Regions from separate parts of the Homo sapiens genome. Here region 1 is linked to region 2. Evidence: read pairs that join two places in POLR2A ChIA-PET (ENCODE). Cell type or tissue: GM12878. All regions are shown on one strand. Links, peaks and the distances in the headings refer to the core of each region. The heading gives the core; the rest is flanking DNA.

Evidence for each region. ChIA-PET counts read pairs that join two places held together with the same protein. Peaks named below come from ENCODE experiments on the same cell type or tissue, not always from the same donor. Only the 100,000 strongest peaks of a DNase experiment are listed, where the experiment ranks them.
Region 1: POLR2A ChIA-PET joins it to region 2 with 11 read pairs; 4 of 35 experiments call an interaction of 5 or more read pairs at or near these places.

What each region holds. Positions count from the first base shown.
Region 1 is chr7:74,701,394-74,713,307 of GRCh38, reverse strand. GTF2I (general transcription factor IIi) reads right to left here. Exons shown (of 35, transcript NM_032999.4): 7 at 8,090-8,144; 8 at 6,875-6,918; 9 at 2,199-2,276. All of the region lies in intron 2 of GTF2I-AS1 (GTF2I antisense RNA 1), which reads left to right. Among named protein-coding and RNA genes, the nearest start is that of GTF2I-AS1, 22 kb to the left of the region's middle. In GM12878, for the core only: no CTCF peak of the experiment used is centred there; no DNase peak of the experiment used is centred there.
Region 2 is chr7:74,580,871-74,592,784 of GRCh38, reverse strand. It overlaps GTF2IRD1 (GTF2I repeat domain containing 1), which reads right to left. Exons shown (of 27, transcript NM_005685.4): 23 at 2,857-2,934; 24 at 1,768-1,960. Among named protein-coding and RNA genes, the nearest start is that of MIR10525, 9.1 kb to the left of the region's middle. RefSeq lists enhancers at 4,702-4,861, 4,882-4,931, 4,411-4,997, 4,998-5,585, 11,268-11,769 and a silencer at 11,011-11,305. In GM12878, for the core only: no CTCF peak of the experiment used is centred there; DNase peaks (open chromatin) are centred at 4,824 and 5,184; H3K27ac peaks cover 1,669 bases.

The DNA.
Region 1 (11,914 bases), core at 3,858-11,857, 120 kb before region 2:
CATAGTTAGGCACATACAAACTAATGGTTGTTATATCAACTTAGTGACCAATTCCTTTAAATACGACATAGTCTTATTCTATCCTGCTACTACTGTTTTTGGCTTCCAATATTGCTAAACTATATTTTTTTTAGTTGGTATTTACTCAAAATACCTTCACGTATCACTATACTTTCAAATTATTTTAATGTCCCATATTTGAATTTTATTCACCCTAAAAATGGTACTTGATTTTATTCACCCTAAAACATACTTAACCTCCACCTCTCAAATGCTTGAGGTGCCTACCACTCATTGAGAAAATCAACACATTCCCAACACTCACATTTGAATGTCACTATTTTACAGGAGCACTGAGGTGCACAGAGAAATATATCCAAGCCTATTTTGGAATACAAAAGTTTTAGAAGAAAACATCAATGTCTTTATGTAGAAGAACGAAAAAACGAACTGTATTATAATCACACAGTGTAACTACCATGATGACATGATTAAATCTACTTGTGACAAAACAGATAAATCCCAGCTGAGGCAGAGAATTGCTTGAACCCGGCAAGCGGAGGTTGCAATGAGCCGAGATCTCACCACTGCACTCCAGCTTGGGCGACAGAGCAAAAATCCATCCCCACCCCCACGCCAAAAAAAAAAAAAAAAAGATAAATCTTGAAAACTTAAATTGAGTGACAGACTATACTCAACAACACATACAGTGTACCACTGTGTAAGCTTCACTCAGGAAGTGGCATATATAAAACAATAAATATGACATGACACACACACACACACACACACACACACACACACACACACACACACACACTCCCGGGAGAATATTTACGTAGTAAAGCACATCACCATCAGGAAGGACAATTCTCAGTTTTCAAGATCATGGTTAACTTAAGAATAGAGAGAAAAGTGGGGATTTGGGGGAGCCCAAAGAAAGGCTTCAATGAAATAGTTACACGTTGTTTCTTGGAGGGAGGAGAGAAGAGACAAATACTATGGTTCACTAAACCTGGGCAGACTGATACTATGCTTTTAGGTTTTAAATATTTCATTTTAAAAAAGCGTGTTAGCCCCTGTAATCCCAGTACTTTGGGAGGCCAAGGCGGGTGGATCACCTGAGGTCAGGAGCTCGAGACCAGCCTGGCCAACATGGTGAAACCCTGTGTCTACTAAAAAACACAAAAATTAGCCAGGTGTGTTGGCACACACCTGCTATCCCAGCTATTCGGGAGGCTGAGGCAGAAGAATCACCTCAACCTGGGAGGTGGAGGTTGCAGTGAGCCAAGATCGCGCCACTGCACTCCAGCCTGGGCAACAGAGTGAGACTCTGTCTCAAAAAAAAAAAAAAAAAAGAGAGAAATGAAGGCCTATGTCCACACAAAAGCCTCTACACAATGTTCATAGTACCTCTATTTGTAATGGCCCCAAACTGGAAGAACCCAAATGGCTATCAACAGACAAAGAAATGAATAAATTTTGACTCAGGCATACAATAGAATACAAATCAACAATCAAATGGAATCTACTACTGATACGTGCAACGCTGTGGATGAATTTCAAAACAATCATTTGAAATGAAAGAAGCCACACTGCTCCCCGGCCCATGAAAATAGTCCACATTTTATTATTTCATTCATAAGACTTTATAGAAAATGCAAACTAACCTAAAACAGAAAACAGATCCGTGTTGCCTGAATACTGGGCAGGGCAATGAATAACAAGGGGACACAGGAAACTTTTGGGGTTATAGATATTTCATTATCTTGGATGCAATGAAGATGGTGTATTAGATATGTAGATGGCAAAGCTAACCAGATTTTTTACTTTAAGTGTTTAATATACTATAATTATGCAGTGAGAAAAAATTAAGCTGACATTATCTGCATTTGCCTAATAGGTTTGTTTTATTTTGCAACACTAGAACCTGGGATTGAATTCTAAATTGTGCCACAACTTTTGCTCATCCTTTTAAGAACACAAATGGCTATTTTACATATCCCCTCTGGATTGTCTGAGTTGATCTTTTAGCCCCATTTTTAAATGTTTTATCCCCGGGACTGAATTACAATATATATGTCAATCAAGAACTGATCAATAAAATATTATTTAAGAAATTAAAGCAATTGATGAGCAAATTTTAATTTTAACCACGAATAATTTTTAGAAAGAAAAATTGCATTAATTCAAATTACCTTGAATGTTATATTGATAATAATCAGGATCTTCTGATTCTTCCTTTACTGTCACAGCTGCCATTTCCAGGGAAATGCCTAGAAAAGCAAATGCAATGATATGATTGCATGTGAGAACTTTCAGCTAGATTGTGTAGGGAAATCCTCTCTGCCCTCCCTATAAATACAGCAATGCATATTTATTTTAAGTAAAGACTTTACGTCTTTGAAAAGACAAAAGTTTGCTAGGTAGCAGAAGGTAAAAAATCACTATAATCCCAGCCAATGCAAAGTTTTAACCATTTATTAATATTCTGCAATTATGTGCTGCTCTTTTCTCCAGCAAATTCTTATCTTTAGAATCAAAGAAAATTTTACCACACTCCCTTTTCACTTAATATTAAAAATACTTTTATAAACCATTGAAACACACTTATAAACATCAGTTTTAATAACTCAGTATTCCAAAGGAGAGATAGCATAATGGTCAACAATTTCAATAATGAGATACATTGGTTTTTTTCTGCCTAATACATCCCTTTTATTACAGGGATTTGTGTAAGGGTACAAAGCACACCTTTCTGCATAAAGCTTTGCCCACAATTAGGACAGATGATTTGAAGCAGACCTTTGTGGCCAGATACAAAAGAGTACATGTTGTGTAATTCCACTCATATGAAGGTCAAAATAGGCAAAAGCAATCGATGTTATTAAAAAGTTGACTTTGGGAAGGGCCAAAATTGTGCCACTGCACTCCAGCCTGGGTGACACGGCGAGACTCCCTCTCAAAAAAAAAGAAAAAGAAATGAACAATGCATGGGTGCACATACACATTTCAGACTGAGATATTCAACCACAGTCATACCAACCCTAACACAAACGAAATCGTGAGCTCTGACTTGGGCAACTTTGTAAAGAATATTTTCAACTCTAGAGAAAGAGCTCAAAGAGAGTTAAATTGATATACAAAGGGTATGCATCCCTGAAGCAACAAGCAAAAAAAGGAGTTACTCCATTGCCTTCAATCACCAAGGGGAAAGTGTTTTGCTGCTACACAGTGGTGGCAGAGAACACTGCATCTGAGACCTTTGCAACTCTCTGGGCTAACTTAGCACTTTCATGTCCATCAGTAAAAGTTAATAGAAAATTACAGCTAACAGCCAGGTGCGGTGGCTCGTGCCTGTAATCCCAGCACTTTGGGAGGTCCAGGCGGGCGAATCACCTGAGGTCAGGAGTTCGAGACCAGCCTGGCCAACATGGTGAAACCTCGTCTCTACTAAAAATACAAAAATTAGCCGGGAGTGGTGGCACGCACCTGTAGTCCCAGCTACCCGAGAGGCTGAGGCACAAAGATCACCTGAACCCAAGAGGTGGAGGTTGCAGTGAGCGGAGATGGTACCACTACACTCCAGCCTGGGCGACACAGCAAGACTCCGTCTCAAAAAAAAAAAATAAAGAAAGAAAGAAAATCACAGCATTACAGCTAACAAAAAAGGCAGATCCACTGGGGATTCAGACCCTTCAGGAATAAAAATTTGGGTCACTCCAATTGGCTAAAGAACCTTACACATACTGGCTGGGTGCAGAGGCTAATGCCTATAATCCCAGCACTTTGGGAGGCTGAGGCGGATGATTACCTGAGGTCAGGAGTTCAAGACCAGCCTGGTCAACATGGTTAAACCCCGTCTCTACTAAAATAAATAAATGAATAATACAAAAATTGGCTGGGTGGCACACGTCTGTAATCCCAGCTGCTCGGGAGGCTGAGGTGGGAGAATCGCTTGAATCTGAGACACGGAGGTTGTGGTGAGCCGAGATCGCACGACTGCACTCCAGTCTGGACGACAGAGTGAGACCTTGTCTCAAAAAATATAAATAAATAAAAATAAAAAGGTAAATCCAAAAAAAAGTCTGGTAAGCTGCAGAAACGTAGACTGTGGCGACTATGCCTATTGTCTTCCTTGTCTGTTACAAATGTGTTTGTGTGAAGATTATATGCTTGCATATACTAACTATTCTCTTCTGTGTGGTAGTATTTCACAATAGTTTGGCTGGAAGTTTCCTTTCCATTTGTCCATTAGACTAGAGATTACTCAAATAGGTTTGCACTGCATTTAAAGAGCAGGTAACATAGCTCGCGACTGGATTTTCAGTCAGTCTCCCAGCGATGGGTGTGACTGCTGGAACACTGTGTCCCCCCATTTTGAGGAGAGAGTAAAAATGGATTTCTTTGTAGGAAGTAAAGTTGCATCTCTTTAGATGGAACAGTTGTCTCGTTGTTGTACAGAAGGTCAAATGTGCAGGGAAGGGTGTGTATATATGCTGAGCAGCCAAAGAGAACAGCCTGGGCCACCCACAAAACTGATGTCTCTCAGTTGCAAACCCATCCTCTGGGTTTCTGCTGAAGTTTGAGCTCTGCATAGCAGCTGGCTCCATGTGAGTCTCTGCCACAAAGATACACTACAGAGAGAAAGGCTAGAGGAGGAGAAGAGATCTGGGCCTTCCTTTTGGCTTCTTGTCTGCATTCTCATCCCAAAAAGGTCACTCCTTGGTACCCTCGTTCAGCCTGGCCAAAGCAGGCCCTCCCATCACAACAGCTGTGCCCGGCTGGCAATGTCTCCAACACTACCAGAAGCAGCCTCACCATGCCCCTCAGCCACCAGCACCAGCCAAACACTACCCCACCTCAGAAGTCAGATGGAAAGCTGATGGGGTGGCAGCCACTGCCTAGAATTGTTCCTTAAAAAAAACCTTAGTATTCTCCTTAAGGTTACAAAGTTAACAATTTTATAACCAGTTAACAATCTGTTTTTGTTTGTTTTGTTTTGAGATGGAGTTTCACTCTTGTTGCCCAGGCTGGAGTGCAATGGCACGATCTTGACTCAATGTAACCTCTACCTCCTGAGTTCAAACGATTCTCCTCCCTCAGCCTCTTGAGTAGCTGGGATTACAGGCGCCCACCACCATGCCCTGCTAATTTTTTTTGTATTTTTAGTAGAGACTGGGTTTCACCATGTTGGCCAGGCCGGTCTCCAACTCCTGACCTCAGGTGATCCACTCGCCTCAGCCTCCCAAAGTGCTGGGATTACAGGTGTGAGCCACTGCACCCGGCCAACAATCTTTACATTAAATTTTCTCTGTTCCAATAACTGATATGGTTTCTGTCTCCTGGCTGCACCCTGGCTATAAATGTACATCTTATTTGCAGGATAAATTAAGAATACAAAGATGCAAAGTGTAAAAGAGAAAAAAAAAAACCTATAATGATGCTGATGTGTACATAAAGACAGTTGAAAGAATTCAATTAAACACATGGGGTTTCTGAATTCAGCATGTTTCTTTTTAGAAGCAAACTAAATATTCAGGAGATGAATATATGAATTAAGGGGAAACATTTGCAAAATGATGATTTTTTTTGGCACAATCTACTGAAAACCACACAAAAATTTGAGATTTCCTATGGAGTGAAAATAAAGAAAAAAGAAAAACCTTCTGTAAAACCAGCAAACAGTGTAAAAGACTCAAATACCTTTTCCAAAAAAGGATAATTCAACACTTTCTTGCAGCTCTCCCAAAATACACTTACATACATAAAAGCTCTCATTCACATGCACGCACACACACGTTAACGCGGCCCTACCCTCCTCCCCAACAACTCATTCGAGATGCCCTTAGATGGGGTGAAGCGGGGCAGGTGGCTGCCCAGGAAGCATGGCAGAATGAGAAGGCTGACAAAGGGCCGGGGAAGGGGCTGGGGAAGCTGCCGAGGGCCTGGTCAGACAGAGGGAGATGAGGGGGCAGGCAGGGCGGTGACAGCCCACTAAGGAGTGTCCCGTGTGAATAAGGGGCACAGGGCCGAGCAGCGGGAGGCTTGACAGTGGCACTAGGACACAGGATAACACTGGGAAATGATGAAATAAATACATATGCTGAGAACATCTGGGTGCCACGGTTCTAGGACAGAACAGAATTATAAACGGGGGCCGGGCACGGTGGCTTATGCCTGTAATCCTAGGACTTTGGAAGGCTGAGGCAGGAGGATCACTTGAGGTCAGGAGTTCAAGACCAGCCAGGCCAACCTGGCGAAACCCCGTCGCTACTAAAAATACAAAAATTAGTCGTGCGTGATGGCGTATGCCTGTAATCCCAGCTACTCGGGAGGCTGAGGTGGGAGAATCGCTTGAACCCAGAGGCAGAGGTTGCAGTGAGCCGAGGTCGTGCCACTGCACTTCAGTCTGGGTGACAAAGCAAGACTCCATCTCAAAAAATAAATAAATAAATAAGGAATTAAATAGCAATTTTATTTGAGAATTGAAAATGGTCTCCTTGGAGAGTGGAAAACAGGAGTGCAGAGAAGGAAGGTGGAGACGAAGGGGGCATTCTATTGATTTTTGTAAAAAGCACTATAGAACAGCTGACCTCTTACATTATATGTCTGTACAACGGGAAAAAAAAATACATTTTATCTACAAACATATGTAACTGGCAAAGAACTCTGCCTACCACTTACTGAGCAAATTACCTTTCTGGGTCTTAATGTGATAACATTAACAAATAGTGTCACAGTTGGAATACATTAGTAGTGACTGCCTCTTTCTTATCAAAACAAAACAATAATTGAGTCAAACTATAAACTTCTACACTAAGGAAAAGTCTTCCTTAATTTCACCATTGATTCTAAAAGTGCTAGTACATACCAGAATCTTCTGTGGGTTCAGTTTTCACTTTGATGGGGCCACAACTGCAAGGAGAAGAAAGCCCTGATCAAGCCACGTGCTGGTGACAGCCATTCCCACAGCATTCAAAGTCTCTGGGTCTCAAAGTGTTAAGATCCCTCCCTTGACCAAGGTGGGTGCAAACCTGACTCAGCTTAAAACTGACATATTTATTTATTGCATAAATAAGAGTTATTGGGCCGGGCACAGTGGCTCACGCCTGTAATCCCAACACATTGGGAGGCCGAGGCGGGCAGATCACGAGGTCAGGAGTTCAAGACCAGCCTGGCCAATATGGTGAAACCTCATCTCTACTAAAAATACAAAAATTAGCCAGGCGTGGTGGCGCTCACCTGAATCACTTGAATCCGGGAGGTGGAGGTTGCAGTGAGCTGAGATCATGCCACTGAACTCCAGCCTGAGCCACAGAGGGAGACTCTGTCTCCACAAAAAAAAAGAGTTATCAACTGAACTTAGTACTTCAATTTCTATCTATCTTTTGGGGAAAAAAGTACAATAAAATACTACAGAGTAGCATATTAAGACTTATCGGGCCAGGCGTGGTGGCTCATGCCTGTAATCCCAGTACTTTGGGAGGCCGAGGCAGGTGGATCACCCGAGGTCAGGAGTTCGAGACCAGCCTGGCCAACACGGTGAAACCCCGTCTCTACTAAAAATACAAAAAAATTAGCTGGGCATGGTGGCACATGCTTGTAGTCCCTGCTATTTGGGAGGCTGAGGCAGGAGAATCGCTTGAACCCAGCAGGGGGTCAGAGGTTGCAGTGAGCCGAGATCGCGCCACTTCACTCTAGCATGGGCAAAAAGAGCAAAACTCCATCTCAAAAATAAAAAAAAAAAAAAAGAGTTACCAACTGAACTTAGTACTTTAATTTCTATCTATCTTTTGGGGAAAACAGTATAATAAAATACTACAGAATAGCATATTAACTTCCAAATACCACTCTAAGGCCAATTCACAGTGTGACCAATGCCTCTGGCTTTTCCCAGGAACTCTACTATTCAGAAATACCAAGTCAAAGAGGGCATGTTCACAAGATCCCCAAATGATATCCTTGCCTATTAAACTTTAAGATGTGTGACATGAGGCCTTTTTAATATTCTGATATCTCAATTATCTAACAACTAAAACTTTTTGAGGTGTGGGAGTTAAACAGCAGTAATGAAATTAGGTTTTACCTTCCACCTGGAGATAGTATTGACCTGTCAGCATCTGTTACCATCACACGACCACCTACATACAAAAAAAAAAAATTGGAGTTAGTTTTTCAACATTTCAAATATAATATGTCTAAAGGCTTTAAATATAGAATTAGTGGGGTAGAACTAGGCTTTGCAGCTCTGGATCACACCAGAATAAACACTGCTTTTCATCCCTTCACCCAACCACAACCTCCTTGAATGAAAAAGCTCTTATTTTCATCAGTGAGAGAAATGCAGAAACATACCATTTGTCTAGTAAGATGGAATATGGAGAATATGACTCTGCTGACATATAAATGATGAAACAGATTTTTTTTTTTTTTTTTTTTTTTTTTTTTTAGAAACAGGGTTTTACTCTGTTGCCCAGGTTGGTGTGCAGTGGCATGATCATAGCTCACTGCAGCCTCCAACTCTCGAGGATCAAGCAATCCTCCTACCTCAGCCTCCTGAGTAGCTGGGACTACAGAAGCATGCATTACCACTCCCAGCTAATTGTTTTCTATTTTTTGTAGAAATTGGATCTTGCTATGTTGCCCAGGCTTATCTCGAACTCCTGGCCTCAAGGGAGACTCCCACTCTGGTCTCCCAAAATGCTGAGATTAGGCTGGGCGTGGAGGCTCACACCTGTAATCCCAGCACTTTGGGAGGCTGAGATGGGTAGATTGCTTGAGGTCAGGGGTTTGAGACCAGCCTGGCCAACATGGTGAACCCCCGTCTCTGCTAAAAAAATATAAAAATTAGCCAGGTGTGGTGGCGGGCGCCTGTAATCCCAGTTACTCAGAAGGCTGAGGCAGGAGATTTGCTTGAGCCTGGGAGGCAGATGTTGTAGTGAGCCAAGATCATGCCACTGCACTCCAGCCTGGGCGACAGAGCAAGACTCCATCTCAAAATAAATAAAAAAATAAATAAATAAATAAATAAATAAAAATAATAATTAAGTTTAAAAAAAACTTTTAAGTCTGAAATTTAACATAAACATGATAAATATTTCTCCATCTTAAAAGAGATTTACACAAAAATCCTACCACTAACATCATACTTCATGGTCAAAGACAGAATGCTTTCCTACTAATATCACAAGGTGATGTCTGCTATCACCAATGCTGTGTGACATTTATATTCTAGTCAGAGCAACAAGAAGAAGAAATAAGAGGCACTTAGATTGCAAAGAAAGGGGTAAATTGTCTTGATTCTCACACAACATGATCTCCTACATAGAAAGCCCAGAAATAAACAAAGAGTCAAAAGACTTTCAACAAAGATAACAAGGATATCTTGAGGGAAAGGACGGTCTTTTCTGCAAATTGTCCTGGAATCATTGGATATCCACGTGCAAAAAGATGAATTTATACCTTTACCTTGTATAATATACAAAAATGACCTCAAAATGAACCATAGATCTAAATGTGAGAGTTGAAGCTATAAGACTTGTGGAAGAAAACACAGAAGTCATATCTTCATGCCTTTGGGTTTACGCAATGGTTTCTTGAATATGAAGTCAAAAGCTTAAGTGAGGGCCAGGCGCAGTGGCTCACGCCTATAATCCCAGCACTCTGGGAGGCTGAGGCAGGTGGATCACCTGAGGTCTGGAGTTTGAGACCAGCCTGACCAATATGGTGAAACCCCGTATCCACTAAAAATACTAAAGTTATCCGGGCATGGTGGCGGGCACCTGTAGTCCCAGCTACTCGGGAGGCTGAGACAGGAGAATTGCTTGAACCCGGGAGGCAGAGGTTGCAGTGAGCTGAGATCATGCCACCGCACTCCAGCCTGGGTGACACAGCGAGACTCTGTCTCAAAAAAAAAAGCACAAGTTAACAAAAGAATAAACTTATTTTTATCAAAATTTAAAACGTTTGTGCCTCAAAGGATACTACCAAGTAAGGGAAGAAGACAAGTTATACAATAAGGATAATGTAGATTTATTAGAATTGGAGAAAATATTCCCAAATCCTGTACTCCAGCCTGGATAACAGAGTGACACCATTGCAAAAAGAAAAAAAAAATTTTTTTTTAACAAATCATCAATTAGAGACTTATATCAAGACTATATAAAAAACAAGACTCAATAATAAAAAGACAAACAAACCCAATTTTTAAATGGGAAAAGGACCTAAATAGATATTTCTCCAAAAAATATGTATGGATGACCAATAAGCACAATTGAAGATAACACAAGCCTGTAATCCCAGCACTTTGGGAGGCTGACACAGGCGGATCACTTGAGCTCAGGAGTTCCAGACCAGCCTGGCCAACACGGCAAGAGCTTGTCTCTACCAAAAAAAGGTTCAGAAATGAGCTGGGTATGGTGGCACACGCCTGTAGTCCTAGCTACTGAGAAGCTGAGGCAGCAGGATTGCTTGAGCCTGGGAGGTTGAGGCTGCACTAAGCTGAGATGGCGCCACTACACTCCAGCCTGGGCGACAGGGTGAGACCCTGTCTCAAAAAAAAAAAAAAGAAAGAAAGAAAGAAAAGTAAAAACACATCAACAATCACTAGAGAAATTTTTAAAAATCAAAAAAAATTAGATACCACTTCACATCTATTACAATGGCTAAAATCAAGAAGTAAGTTGGCAGCAATGTGGGGGTAACCCTCCTATCCTGCTGTGAGAATATAACATGGTATAGCCACCTTGGAAAACAGCTTGTCAGTTTCTTCAAAGTTCAGTGTAGCAGGGCGCGATGGCTCACGCCTGTAATCTCAGCACTTTGAGAGGCCTCCCTTGATCATGAGGTCAAGAGATTGAGACCATCCTGGCCAACATGGTGAAACCTCGTCTCTACTAAAAATACAAAAATTAGCCGGGTGTGGTGGCGCGTGCCTGTAATCCCAGCTACTCAGGAGGCTGAGGCAGGTGAATCTCTTGAATCCACGAGGCGGAGGTTGCAGTGAGCCAAGATCATGCCACTGCACTCCAACTTGGTGACAGAACGAGACTCCGTCTCAATTAAAAAAAAAAAAAAAGTTCAGTGTAAATTTACCCTATTCCTAGTAATTGCACTCCTACGTAAATATCCAAGAGATATCAAGGAATATGTCCAGACAAAACCTTGCTCAAGTATGTTCACTGTAACATTATTCCCAATACCCAAAGGTGGAAACAACCAAAATATCTATAAACTGATGACTGGATCAACAGACAGTATGTTCATGTCACAGAATAGTTAGTGCTCAGCAATAAAAAGAAGCTACGGCTACACCTACCAAGCTCGATGAGCCTCGAGTGAGTGATGCTCAGTGAAAAAAGCTCATTTCAATAGGATACATACTACATATTCCATTTCTACAACATTCATGAAATAACAGAGACAGGGACGATGAAAGCATCCCAAAATTAAGACTGTGATGATGGGTAAAAACCCCTTAAAAACATTTTAAGATTGTAAATCTACTATTAGTGAATTATATACTTAAGACAGGTGAATTTGGCTGGGCACAGTGGCTCACGCCTGTAATCCCAGCACTTTGGGAGGCCGGGGCGGGTGGATCATTTGAGGTCAGGAGTTCGAGATCATCCTAACATGGTGAAACCCCATCTCTACTAAAAATACAAAAAATTAGCCGGGCGTGGCAGCATGTGCCTGTAATCCCAGCTACTCGGGAGGCTGAGGCAGAATCACTTGAACCTGGGAAGCAGAGGCTGCAGTGAGCCAAGATCGCGCCACTGCACTCCAGCCTTGGCGACAGAGCAAGACTCCGTCTCAAAAAATAATAATAAAAAAAAAAGGCAGGTGAATTTTATGGTGTATCAATTATACCTCAATAAAGCTGCTAAAAAATTAATCTTTTCACCACAAT
Region 2 (11,914 bases), core at 1,683-9,682:
GAGGTGGGCAGATCACCTGAGGTCGGGAGTTCGAGACCAGCCTGACCAACGTGGAGAAACCCTGTCTCTATTAAAAATACAAAATTAGCTGGGGTGGTGGCACATGCCTGTAATCCCAGCTACTCGGGAGGGTGAGGCAGGAGAATTGCTTGAATCTGGGAGGTGGAGGTTGCAGTGAGCTGAGATCGTGCCATTGCACTCTAGCCTGAGTAACAAGAGCAAAACTCCATCTTAAAAAAAAAAAAGAAAGAAAGAAATACACCACAGGCCAGGTGTGGTGGCTGACCCCCATAATCCCAGCACTTTGAAAGGCCGACATGGGAGGATGGCTTGAGCCCAGGAGTTCGAGACTAGCCTGTGCAATACAAAAAAAAAGGGGGGGCTGGGTGTGGTGACTCATGCCTGTAATCCCAGCACTTTGGGAGGCTGAGGTAGGTGGATCACCTGAGGTCAGGAGTTTGAGACCAGCCTGACCAATATGGTGAAACCCCATCTCTACTAAAAATACAAAAAAAAAATTAGCCAGGTGTGGTAGCGTGTGCCTGTAGTGCCAGCTACTTGAGAGACTGAGACAGGAGAATTGCTTGAACCTGGGCGGTGGAGGTTGCAGTGAGCTGAGATCACACCACTGCATTCCAGCCTGTGTGACAGAACGAGAGTCCATCTCAAAAAGAAAGTAATAATATATTAATAAAATAATAATTTAAAAATATAAAGAAATGCATCACAGTGTTGACTTTCAGTAGGAGAGTTACAGCTATCTTCTTTTCTTCTATCTTTTTGTATTTTCCAGGTTGCTGTGTGTATTATTCTGAAAATAATCAAATAATCTATTGTATTAAAAAAAAAAAACTGGGCCACCCAGGTTTGGGTGTGGTGGCTCACACCTGTAACCTCAGCACTTTGGGAGGCCGAGGTGGGAGGATCACTTGAGCTTAGGAGTTCAAGACCAGCCTGGGCAATACAGTGAGACCCTGTTGAGGCTGCACTGGGCCATGATCATACCTCTGTACTCCTGCCTGGGCAACAGAGTGAGACCCTGTCTCAAAACAAAAACCAAAACCCAAAAGATTGTAAGGATATACGGTATAATAGTAATAATGCAGGCTGGGTGCAGTGGCTCACGCCTGTAATCCCAGCACTTTGGGAGGCTGAGGCGGGCAGATCACTTCAGGTCAGGAGTTCGAGACCAGCCTGGCCAACATGGTGAAACTCCATCTCTACCAAAAAAATACAAAAATTAGCCGGTGTGATGGTGCACACCTGTAATCCCAGCTACTTGGGAGGCTGAGGCACGAGAATCGGTTGAACTCAGGAGGTGAAGCGTGCAGTGAGCTGAGATCGTGCCACTGCACTCCAGACTGGGTGACAGAGCAAGACTCTGTCTCAAAAAAAAAAAAAAAAAAAAAAGAGAATCACTGAGACTATGGAATTATAATTATTCTAAAATATATAATAAATATTCATATTTAAATAAACATATTTATATTTAAATGTTAAAAATCAGAATTGTATAGTCAGAAAAAGTCAAATTTAATTAAAACATGTTTTGTTTTTTCCCCAGAGAACAAATGTAATATCTAAAAAATAATCTTTAAAAATAAGTAAATGTCCATGACTGTTGAAGTTGTATGTTTCAGGAGAAAGAGGCAGGAACTATTACAGTACACCTGGGTCTGGATCCCAGCTGACCCACCGTGACCTTGACTTTCACCCTCCCCATGGCCTCGCCCTCTCTGTTCCCCGTTCCAGAGGCCGGGCACTCACTGGAGCTGGTTAATGATGACCATGCGGACATGCTCTCGGGCCTTCAGGATCTTCTCCAGCCGGTGGATGTCGTACGTGTTGGGGTTCCGGAAGGGGATGTCATCAGGCAGACCCGTGACCTCCACGGCGTCTGGGCTGTCCCGGATTAGTTTATAAGGGACCAGCACCGGCCGGTTCAGGCCCAGGGCCTCACCTAGAGGGCACAGGAAGTCACAGTGAGGAAAGATGTCTCCTGTCAATGGCAAAGCCCTCTAGGGAAAGGGCTGGAGTCTGGGCTGCCCTAGCCCAGCAGCCATCACACCCAGAGAGTTTAAAAATCAAGACCCTGGTGGGGCGCAGTGGCTCACGCCTGTAATCCCAGCACTTTGGGAGGCTGAGGCAGGAGGATCACGAGGTCAGGAGATCGAGACCATCGTGGCTAACTCGGTAAAACCTCGTCTCTACTAAAAAAATACAAAAAAATTAGCCGGGCGTGGTGGCGGGCACCTGTAGTCCCAGCTACTCGTGAGGCTGAGGCAGGAGAATGACGTGAACCCAGGAGGTGGAGCTTGCAGTGAGTGGAGATCCCGCCACTGCACTCCAGCCTGGGCGACAGAGTGAGACTCTGTCTCCAAAAAAAAAAAAATCAAGACCTACAGGCTGGGCATGGTGGCTCACACCTGTAATCCTGGCACTTTGGGAGGCCAAGGCAGGAGGATCGCTTGAACCCAGAAGATCAAGACCAGTCTGGGCAACATAGTGAAACCTTGTCTCTACTAAAAATAGAAAAATTAGCCGGGAGTGTTGGCGCATGCTTGTAGTCCCAGCTACTTGGGAGGCTGAGGCAGGAGGATCACCTAAGCCCAGGAGGTGAAGGCTGCAGTGAGCGGAGATACGCCACTGTACTCCAGCTTGGGCAACAGAGTGAGACCCTGTTTAAAAAAAAAAAATCAACATACACAAAACGTGGGTCATGGGCAGAGCAGCCATGTCACCAGGGAGCAGGCAGCCAGCTGGGGGCTCCTGAAAGCCAGGCTGGCTGCAGAGGGAGGCCCCCCACCACCCCCGGGAGGAGGGCTTGGTGTGCTGACCCTGACCACAGGCACTGACCGTATTTCTCGTTGAAGAGTTCCTTCACCTGCTCCCGCAGGATCACCTTCTCCCCGAGTCTGTTGGCGTCATCTTCATCTACAAGAGGAAGACAAGGGGGCATGAGAGTTGGCACCAGCTTAGCCACTGGACCTGCTGCTTCTCCCACCAGGCGTCCCTGATCTGCCAAAACATTACATTCTCTGCAGGGCCGACCCACTCCTATATAGCTGTTTTTTTTTTTTTCCTTTTGAGACAGAGTCTCGCTCTGTTGCCCAGGCTGGAGTGCAGTGGCGTGATCTCAGCTCACTGCAACCTCTGCCTTCTGGGTTCAAGCGAATTCTCCTGCCTCACCATCCCAAGTAGCTGGGATCACAGGCACGTGCCACCATGCCCAGCTAATTTTTGTATTTTTAGTAGAGATGGGGTTTCACCATGTTGCCCAGGCTGGTCTCAAACTCCTGGCTCAGGTGATCCACCCGCCTCAGCCTCCCAAAGTGCTGGGATTACAGGTGTGAGCCACTGTGCCTGGCTGCAGCTGGTTTCTAGCATCAGTTATTGGTCTGTCCCTCCATCCATTTTTCTTTTTTTGAGACACGGTCTTGCTCTGTCACCCAGGCTGGAAGGCAGCAGTGGATCATAGATAGCTCACGGCAGCCTCCAACTCCCAGGCTCAAGTGATCCTCCCACCTCAGCCTCCTGAGTAGCTGGGAATAAAGATGTGTGCCACCATGCCTAATTTTTTAAAGTTTTTGTACAGATGGAGTCTCGCTATGTTTCCCAGGCTGAAGTGATCCTCTTGCTGGCCTCAAGTGATCCTCTTGCTTTGCCCTCCCAAAGTTCAGGAATTACAGATGTGAGCCACGGTGGCCAGCCCATCCCACATTTTTTTATCAGTGTCCCCAGCACAGGCCCTGTGTTGGGCACAAAACAACCTAAAGAGAAGAGGCAGGGCTGCTTCCCTGAGGGGCTCCCAGCCAGAGGGGGTGTCATCTGGTCACTAAAGTACAACAGGACACACTTAGGAGACAAGGGGCATGAATGAGGGTGCCCACCCTCTGTGGGCAAGTCTGGGGAGACCTCCCCCAAGAGAGAAGGATGCTTGAATGGGCTCTCAAGGCCTGACATGGTGGCTCATGCCTATAATCCCAGCACTTTGGGAGGCAGAGGCAGGCAGATTACTTGAGGCCAGGAGTTCGAGACCATTCTGGCCAACATGGTGAAACCCCGTCTGTACTAAAAATACAAAAAGATTAGCTGGGCATGTGGCGGGCACCTGTAGTCCCAGCTACTCAGGAGGGTGAGGTAGGAGAATCACTTGAGCCTGGAAGGTGGAGGTTGCAGTGAGCAGAGATCACGTCACTGCAGTCCAGCCCGGGAGACAGAGACCTGTCTCAAACAAAAATGAAAACAAACAAACAAACAAAAAATGGGCTCCAAAAAGGCAGGTAGGAGTTTGTGAAGGACGGAGTGGCAGTGGGAAGCCACCAGGACAGAAGGACCAGCCATGCATAGGCACTCAAGCGTGAAAGATCTTGTGTTGGCTGGGTGCGGTGGCTCACGCCTGTAACCCCAGCACTGAGGGAGGCTGAGATTGGCAGATCACCAGAGGTCAGGAGTTTGAGACCACCCTGGCCAACATAGCGAAACCCCGTCTCTACTAAAAATACAAAAATTAGCCGAGTGTGGTGGCGGGCACCTGTAATCCCAACTACTCAAGAGATTGAGACAGGAGAACTGCTTGAACCCAGGAGGCGGAGGTTGCAGTGAGCTGAGATCGCGCCACTGCACTCCAGCCTGGGCAACAAGAGCGAAACTCCGTCTCAAAAAAAAAAAAAAAAAAGAAAAGAAAAGAAAAAAAGAAAAAGATCCCATGTCCTGGAAGTGGCTGAACTTTGGGGTGGTACAGGGGAGATGACTGATGGGCCTAGTGGGGTCCATGCACAGGGGCCGGTGTCACTGTGCTGGGCTGTTGGAAATCCCCTGACCGCTCGCTGACCAAGGTCTGTGAATGGGAAACAGACCGTGTCTGGGAGTGTGGGGGCCGTGCATTCTCCCTGCTCACTGCCCAGGTAACCGTCACGGCCTATCTGCTGCTTGAGCCCTGGTGTGCTCTGCTCTCCCCTCCCTGTAGCCTAGAGGAGCTGCTGGAGTCAGTTAGCCCTGGAGATGGGGCCTGAGCTGGGCTGTAAGGCTGAGTGGGGGTTGGGCTGGAGATGGGGTCTGGGGCAGAGCTCTGCAGCAGCCTGTGGGCTTGTGCCAGGGTTGAGGACGGGGCTGGGATTGCAGGAAGGGTGGTTTGCATGTCCAACAGGAAATCTCCTCTCTGAGAAGCGTGGGGTCACATGGGCTGGGCCTCTTGGGGCAGGCGGGTTCGGTAAGGGTGAGATGTTGTGGGGTGGAGCTAGACGCAGGCAGGGAGCCAGGGCCGGATGATTCAGGGCAGAGCAGACTGATGGGTCTTTGGAGCAAAATGACTCCTGTTTTTTTTTCTTTTTGTTTTTCCAAGACAGAGTCTCACTCTGTTGCCCAGGCTGGAGTGCAGTGGCACGGTCTCGGTTCGCTGCAACCTCTGCCTCCCAGGTTCAAGCCATTCTCCTGCGTCAGCCTCCTGAGAGCTGGGACTACAGGCGCCTGCCACAACGTCCGGTTAATTTTTGTATATTTAGTAGAGATGGGGTTTTGCCATATTGGCCAGGGTGGTCTCAAACTCCTGAGCTCAGGTGATCTGCCTGCCTCGGTCTCCCAAAGTGCTGGGATTACAGGCGTGAGCCACTGTGCCCAGCCTGACTCCTGTTTTTTGAGACAGGGTCTCACCCTGTTTCCCAGGTTGGAGTACAGTGGTGCCATCATAGCTCACTGCAGCCTTGAACTCTTTGGCTCAAGCAATCCTCCCCACTCAGCCTCTCAAGTAGCTGGGGCTCCAGGCATGAATCACCATGCCAGACTAAGTTTTTTTAAAATTTTTTGTAGAGAGAGTCTCTCTCTGTTGCACAGGCTGTTCTCGAACTCCTAAGCTCAAGCGATCCTCCTGTCCGCAGCCTCCGAAAGTGCTGGGATTACAGTTGTGAGCCACTGTGTCTGGCTCTTTTAATCTTGAAAACTCTGGGAAGAGCTCACTTCTGTTTAGGAGGCTGCCTTGGGAACTGCATCTCCTGGCGTGGTGCTCTGTGCTGCTTAGAGTCTGCTGACCCCGTCTGGGTGGCTTGGCCTCCCGTGCGCAAGCTGCCAGAATGGAGGCCCTGTTCCCCATGTGGGGGTTGCCCCAAAGAGCAGGGAGCTTCCCACAGGACAGAGGCTGGGCACCTGCTTGGCCTGGTTCCTCCTTTTCCCAGGGCTCCAACACCCACCACCTCAGGTCCTCCCAAACCCTGCAGGTCCCTGGCCTGGTCCGTCCACACCCACACTCAGCAATCTCTGCACATCTCTGAGTTGCTGATCTGTCTTCAGGCACGGCCCGCCAGCCCCCCTGCGTGCCCAGAGACACTGCAAACATCAGCCATTCCAGACAACGTCCTCCTCCCGTGTCCCTATCTCGTGGAGTAATGCCTCTAATTCAGCCACACAAAGACCCCACGCTCCACATCCCCTAGAACCCTCGTCTTCTCCTGTGACCCAACACGGGCCTTCCTTTCAGGACTAGGATGTGGGAAGAATCAAGGCCACCCTTGTCCAAATCCATGCAGACAACAGTGATGGAGTCCTGGGCCCAAGGACCAGCTCCTAGAGCCTGCAGGGAAGCAACAGCACATTCCATCTGTCCCCATGCCACTGAGGAATCTTTGGTGGCAGGATTCTCAGCAGGCATGGCCATGCATGCACAGAACAGAGAAAGGATGGCCTGGATCACACACATCACTGTGTGCAGATGCTTTCCTAGACACTGCAGCCAAAGACACAGAGGCTCAGAGAGGTAAAGAAACTTGCCCAAGGTCACACAGCCTCTAAGCACCAGGAGTACTCTGTGTCAACCCCAAAGCCCTGGTCTTTCCACTCTACCATGAGCCCTGGGTTTCCTGAGGTCTCAGATTCCTCTACAGTTTCTTTCTTTTTCTTTTTTTTTTTGGAAGAGTCTTGCTCTGTCACCCAGGCTGGACTGGAGTGCAGTGGTGCGATCTTGGCTCACTGCAACCTCTGCCTGCTGGGTTCAAGTGATTCTCCTGCCTCAGCCTCTCGAGTATCTGGGATTACAGGCACCCACCATCACACCTGGCTGATTTTTGTATTTTTAGTAGAGATGGGGTTTCACCATGTTACTCAGGCTGGTCTCCAACTCCTGGCCTCAGGTGATTCGCCCACCTCGGCCTCCCAAAGTGCTGGGATTACAGACGTGAACCACCATGCCCAGGCTCCCCTACAGTAGCTGTAGAAAGAAGGCTTAATCTTTAAGATAGTTTCCTCTAATCTGTTGCTCTCAGCCCACAATGCCACACCTCTGTCTTCTCCTGTGTCGGGACAGAGCGAGACTCAAAGTCAGAGCTCTACGAAACCTGCAGGACAGAAAGAAGCTTAGCAGGCCTCTCAAAGACGAGGCCCAGACCGGGCACGGTGACTCACGCCTATAATCCCAGCACTCTCAGAGGCCGAGGCAGGTGGATCACTTGAGGTCAGGAGTTCCAGACCAGCCTGGCCAACATGGTGAAACCCCGTCTCTACTAAAAATACAAAAAATTAGCTGGGCGTGGTGGTGCATGCCTGTAATCCCAGTTACTCAGGAGGCTGAAGCAGGAGAATCCCTTGAACTGGGAGGTGGAGGTTGCAGTGAGCTGAGATTGCGCCACTGCACTCCAGCCTAGGCGACAGAGCAAGACTCCGTCTCAAAAAAAAAAAAAAAAAAAACACCAAACAGGCTGGGCGCGGTGGCTCACATCTGTAATCCCAGCACTTTGGGAGGCCGAGGTGGGTGGATCACCTGAGCTCAGAAGTTCGAGACCAGCCTGTCCAACGTGGTGAAACCCCGTCTCAACTAAAAGTACAAAATTTAGCCAGGCGTGGTGGCAGGTGCCTGTAATCCCAGCTACTCCGGGGGCGGAGGCAGGAGAATCGCTTAAACCTGGGAGGCGGAGGTTACAGAGAGCCAAGATCGCGCCATCGTACTCCAGCCTGGGGGACAAGAGCGAGACTTCATCTCAAAACAACAACAACACACAAAAAACCCAAACAAACAAAAAACATGGGACCCCAAACTTACTATGCCAAAGGGAAATGTTAAGCTTGGGAACTGAGTCACGCAATAGCCTTTTGTTCCTAAACAGATGGCTGCAAGATAGAAGGCCACCTAGCTCCCCTGGTGGCCTCCCTCACCCTGGCCATGTAAATTCACAGCTTATCTTCACAGGCAGGGGACAAAGATAAGAATAGAAATCATTGCTCTGTCTACCCAAGACAAATGCCTATATGACTTCCTCTACTCTATTTACTTTATCTTATGTAAAAGGCAGATTTACTGAGCACAGGATAAATACATCATTAACTATTCCTCTTCCCCCTTTATTTTTTTATTTTTCGAGACAGAGTCTCCCTGTTTTCCAGGCTGGAGTGCAGTGGCATGATTTTGGCTCACTGCAACCTCCGCCTACCGGGTTCGAGTGATTCTCGTGCCTCAGCCTCCAGAGTAGCTGGGATTACAGGTACCCGCCACCACACCTGGCTAATTTTTTGTATTTTTAGTAGAGATGGGGTTTTGTTATGCTGCCCAGGCCAGTCTCGAACTCCTGACCTCAGGTGATCCACCTGGCTTGGCCTCCCAAAGTGCTGTGAGCCACCGTACCCAGGCCCTCTTTCCCCTTTAAATACCAAAGTCCTCAAAACTCTGGAAAAAAGCACAGGCCACAGACCCTATTGCAGCTTGAGTCTCTTTTTCCTGGCTGTGTCCTCCCCCATGGCAAAATAAATCTTTAAATTGATTGAGACCTGTTTCAGGCACTTTTGGTTTACATGGCCCACGGGGGTCTATAGCAGGGATCCTGACCCAGCTGGGAGTCAGGGAGGACTTCCCAGAGGAGGTGACCACCACACGGGGCCCAAAGCTCCAAGGATGTGGGCTCATCTGCACGCTGGGGCTCATCACACGGACCTCCAAGGCAGTTGTGAGCGGTGAGTAAGACACAAGGAAACTTGTAGTATCCTGTGATTTCAGGTGCTCAACATGCTTTAGCCAATCAGGAAACTTCCCCTCTTCCTTCCAAGTCTTGCCTGGTCTGGGAAGAAGTGCAACCCTAAACCAGGCTGCAGCTAACCAGGAGTGACACTACGGGGCAGTCGATAGGATACTATGGCAATTCTATATGGGGCACAGGTCCCAGGCGGTGGACCAGAAGTGGTGGGAGTGTGCATGTCAGGAAAGTGGGGCCGGGCTGGCTGAGGGGGCTGGCAGTTTGGGGAGGCGTCCTGACCACCTCTGGAGTGTGGGAGGGGTGGAGTGGGGCTAAATGCCTTTGTCAATAACACCAAGAACTGGCCGGATGTAGTGGCTCACGCCTGTAATCCCAGCAATTTGGGAGACTGAGGCCACGAGTTTGCAACCAGCCTGGGCAACATGGCAAGACCCTGTCTCCACAAAAAAAAAAAAAAAAAAAGAAAAAAAAAGAAAAATTAGCTGGGCATGGTGGTGTGTGCCTGTAATCCCAGATACTTGGGAGGCTGAGGTGGGAGGATTGCTTGAGCCTGGAAGGTCAATGTTGCAGTAAGCCATGATTGCCCCACTGCACTCCAGCCTGGGTGACTGAGCTAGATCCTGTTTCAAACAAACAACCAAACAAAAATTAAAAAATAAAAAACAAGCTTGGCACATACTACGTGCAGACACTGTGCAAGGCCCACAATATACCTTGTCTGTGGGATTCTCTAGCTCAGTCAACATCAAGCTCAGGAAGAACACTGATTTTTCTCTGTAGCTGTTCTTGCATTTTCCTACCTCTTTCTTTTTATTTAATTTAGAGTAAAGAGAATTACGTGGTTTTTTTTTTTTGGTAGAGACAGGGTCTTGCTGTCATTCAGGCTGGAGTGCAGTAGCTGGGACTACAGGTGTGGGCTACCACACCCAGCTAATTTTTCCATCTTTTGTAGAGATGGGATCTTGCTATGTTGCCCAGGCTACATTTTTTTAAATCGTGAGTTTTTGAAGGAAATGGAGTAGGGGAGGCTCTGGTGGGAGCTGGATTGGACAAGCCCCTGCTTGAATGCCTGCATACAGTGGGGAAAAGGGGGATCCCCAGGGCCAGGTATGGGGAAAGTCCCTGGCTCATCAGACTGGAAGGCAATCTTGATTCTAATCCCTAATGCTGTGTGGTGTATGGAAAGTCACTCAACCTCTCTGAGCCTGTTTCCACATTCCTCAACTGGGACTCTGGGCCTGCTGGATCTAATCTCACATATCAAAAAGCACTACAGGCTGGGCACAGTGGCTCATGCCTGTCATCCCAGCACTTTGGAAGGCTGAAGTGGGAGGATTGCTTGAGGCCAGGAGTTCAAGACCAGTCTGGGCAACAGAGGGAAACCCTGTTTCTACCAAAAAAAAAGAAAAAATGCTGGGCATGGTGGTGCACACCTGTAGTCCCATCCCAGATCTTCTGGGAACTGTGAGTGCACCAGAGGCAGCTCCTTGGGCACATAAGTGACTCACTGTCTGGGAGGGAACCTGAACCACAGGTGAAGACCAACTCCCCTGTCCCCTGCCGTGTCTGGGGACCTGACACTGGGTTTGTGTCTGTGCTCTAGCCGTGCCCTGCAGGGGAAAGGGCAACGTCTCGATCTGAACAGATATTCCTGTTGGGCTCTGAGGTGTGCAGGCTGGCACCAGTCTTGCCCGACAGGAATCGTGGCCCCCGCTGCAACCGAGACAGCTCGCCCACGCACCCTGGTTAGCCCTGAGGGAGAATGCTAAGATCCTTGCTAACCCAGATGGCCCAGCCAAGCTTTATTTATTTATTTATTTTTTTGAGTTGAGATGGTCTGGCTCTGTTGCCCAGGCTGGAGCGCAGTGGAGCAATCTCAGCTCACTGTAACCTCCGCCTCCTGAGCTGAAGCCATCCTCCATCCTCAGCCTCCTGAGTAGCTGGTGCTACAGGTGTGTGCCACTATGTCTGTCTAATTTTTGTGTTATTTGTAGAGACAAGGTCTCACTATGTTGCCCAGGCTGGTCTTCAACTCCTAAGCTCAAGCAATCCACCCACCTTGGCCTTCCAAAGTGCTGAGATACAGGCGTGAGCCATCGTGCCCAGACCAGCTGAGCATCTCGGAGAGCTGCAGGTGGGGTCATGAGTCCTCTTTCCCAACAGAGCCAGGCTCCTGCCACCACCACCAGGTCGCCACCAGGGAGTTCCCCAAGGACTGCTGTGGGCAGTGGTGGCCTCGGCCTCAGGTGGGGCAGGGCAGCTCCAGCATGCCCGGTCACCTTTGAGTCTAATCTGCTCACGGGAAAAACACGGATCAGAGAATCGCCTCAGAGAGCTGCTGAGGACACTGCAGGGGCAGGAGCAATACCGGGCCCTTCAAGGCCAGGGTCACAAGCCCAGTGGTCTACCCAAGACTGATTGCCTGGGTTCAAATCCCAGCTCTGCAATCAGCTCGCGACCCTGGGCAAGTCCCTGAACCACTCGATGTCCTCATCTGTAAAGCAGCAATGGGCCGGGCATGCGGTGGCTCATGCCTTTCATCCCAACACTTTGAGAGGCCAATGTGGGTGGATCAGCTGAGGTCAGGAGTTCAAGACCAGCCTGGCCAACATGGTGAAACCTCATCTCTACTACTAATAAAAAAAAATTAGCCGGGCATAGTGGCGGGTGCCTGTAATCCCAGCTACTTGGGAGGCTGAGGCAGGAGAATCACTTGAACCCGGGAGGCGGAGGTTGCAGTGAGCCGAGATGGCGCCACTGCACTCCAGCCTGGGCAACAAGAGCAAAACTCCGTCTCCCCCCAACCCCCCCCAGAAAAGGGGGTTTAGTTTACCGTCCGGAACACCAAGTCAGCAAACCTATTCTCGGGAGGACCTGCCTGAGCTCCCCTGAACCCAGGCTGGCTGTAAAGACACCCACAGTTGCAAACATTTCAGAGTGTTCTCTGTTTGGAAATGTCATAG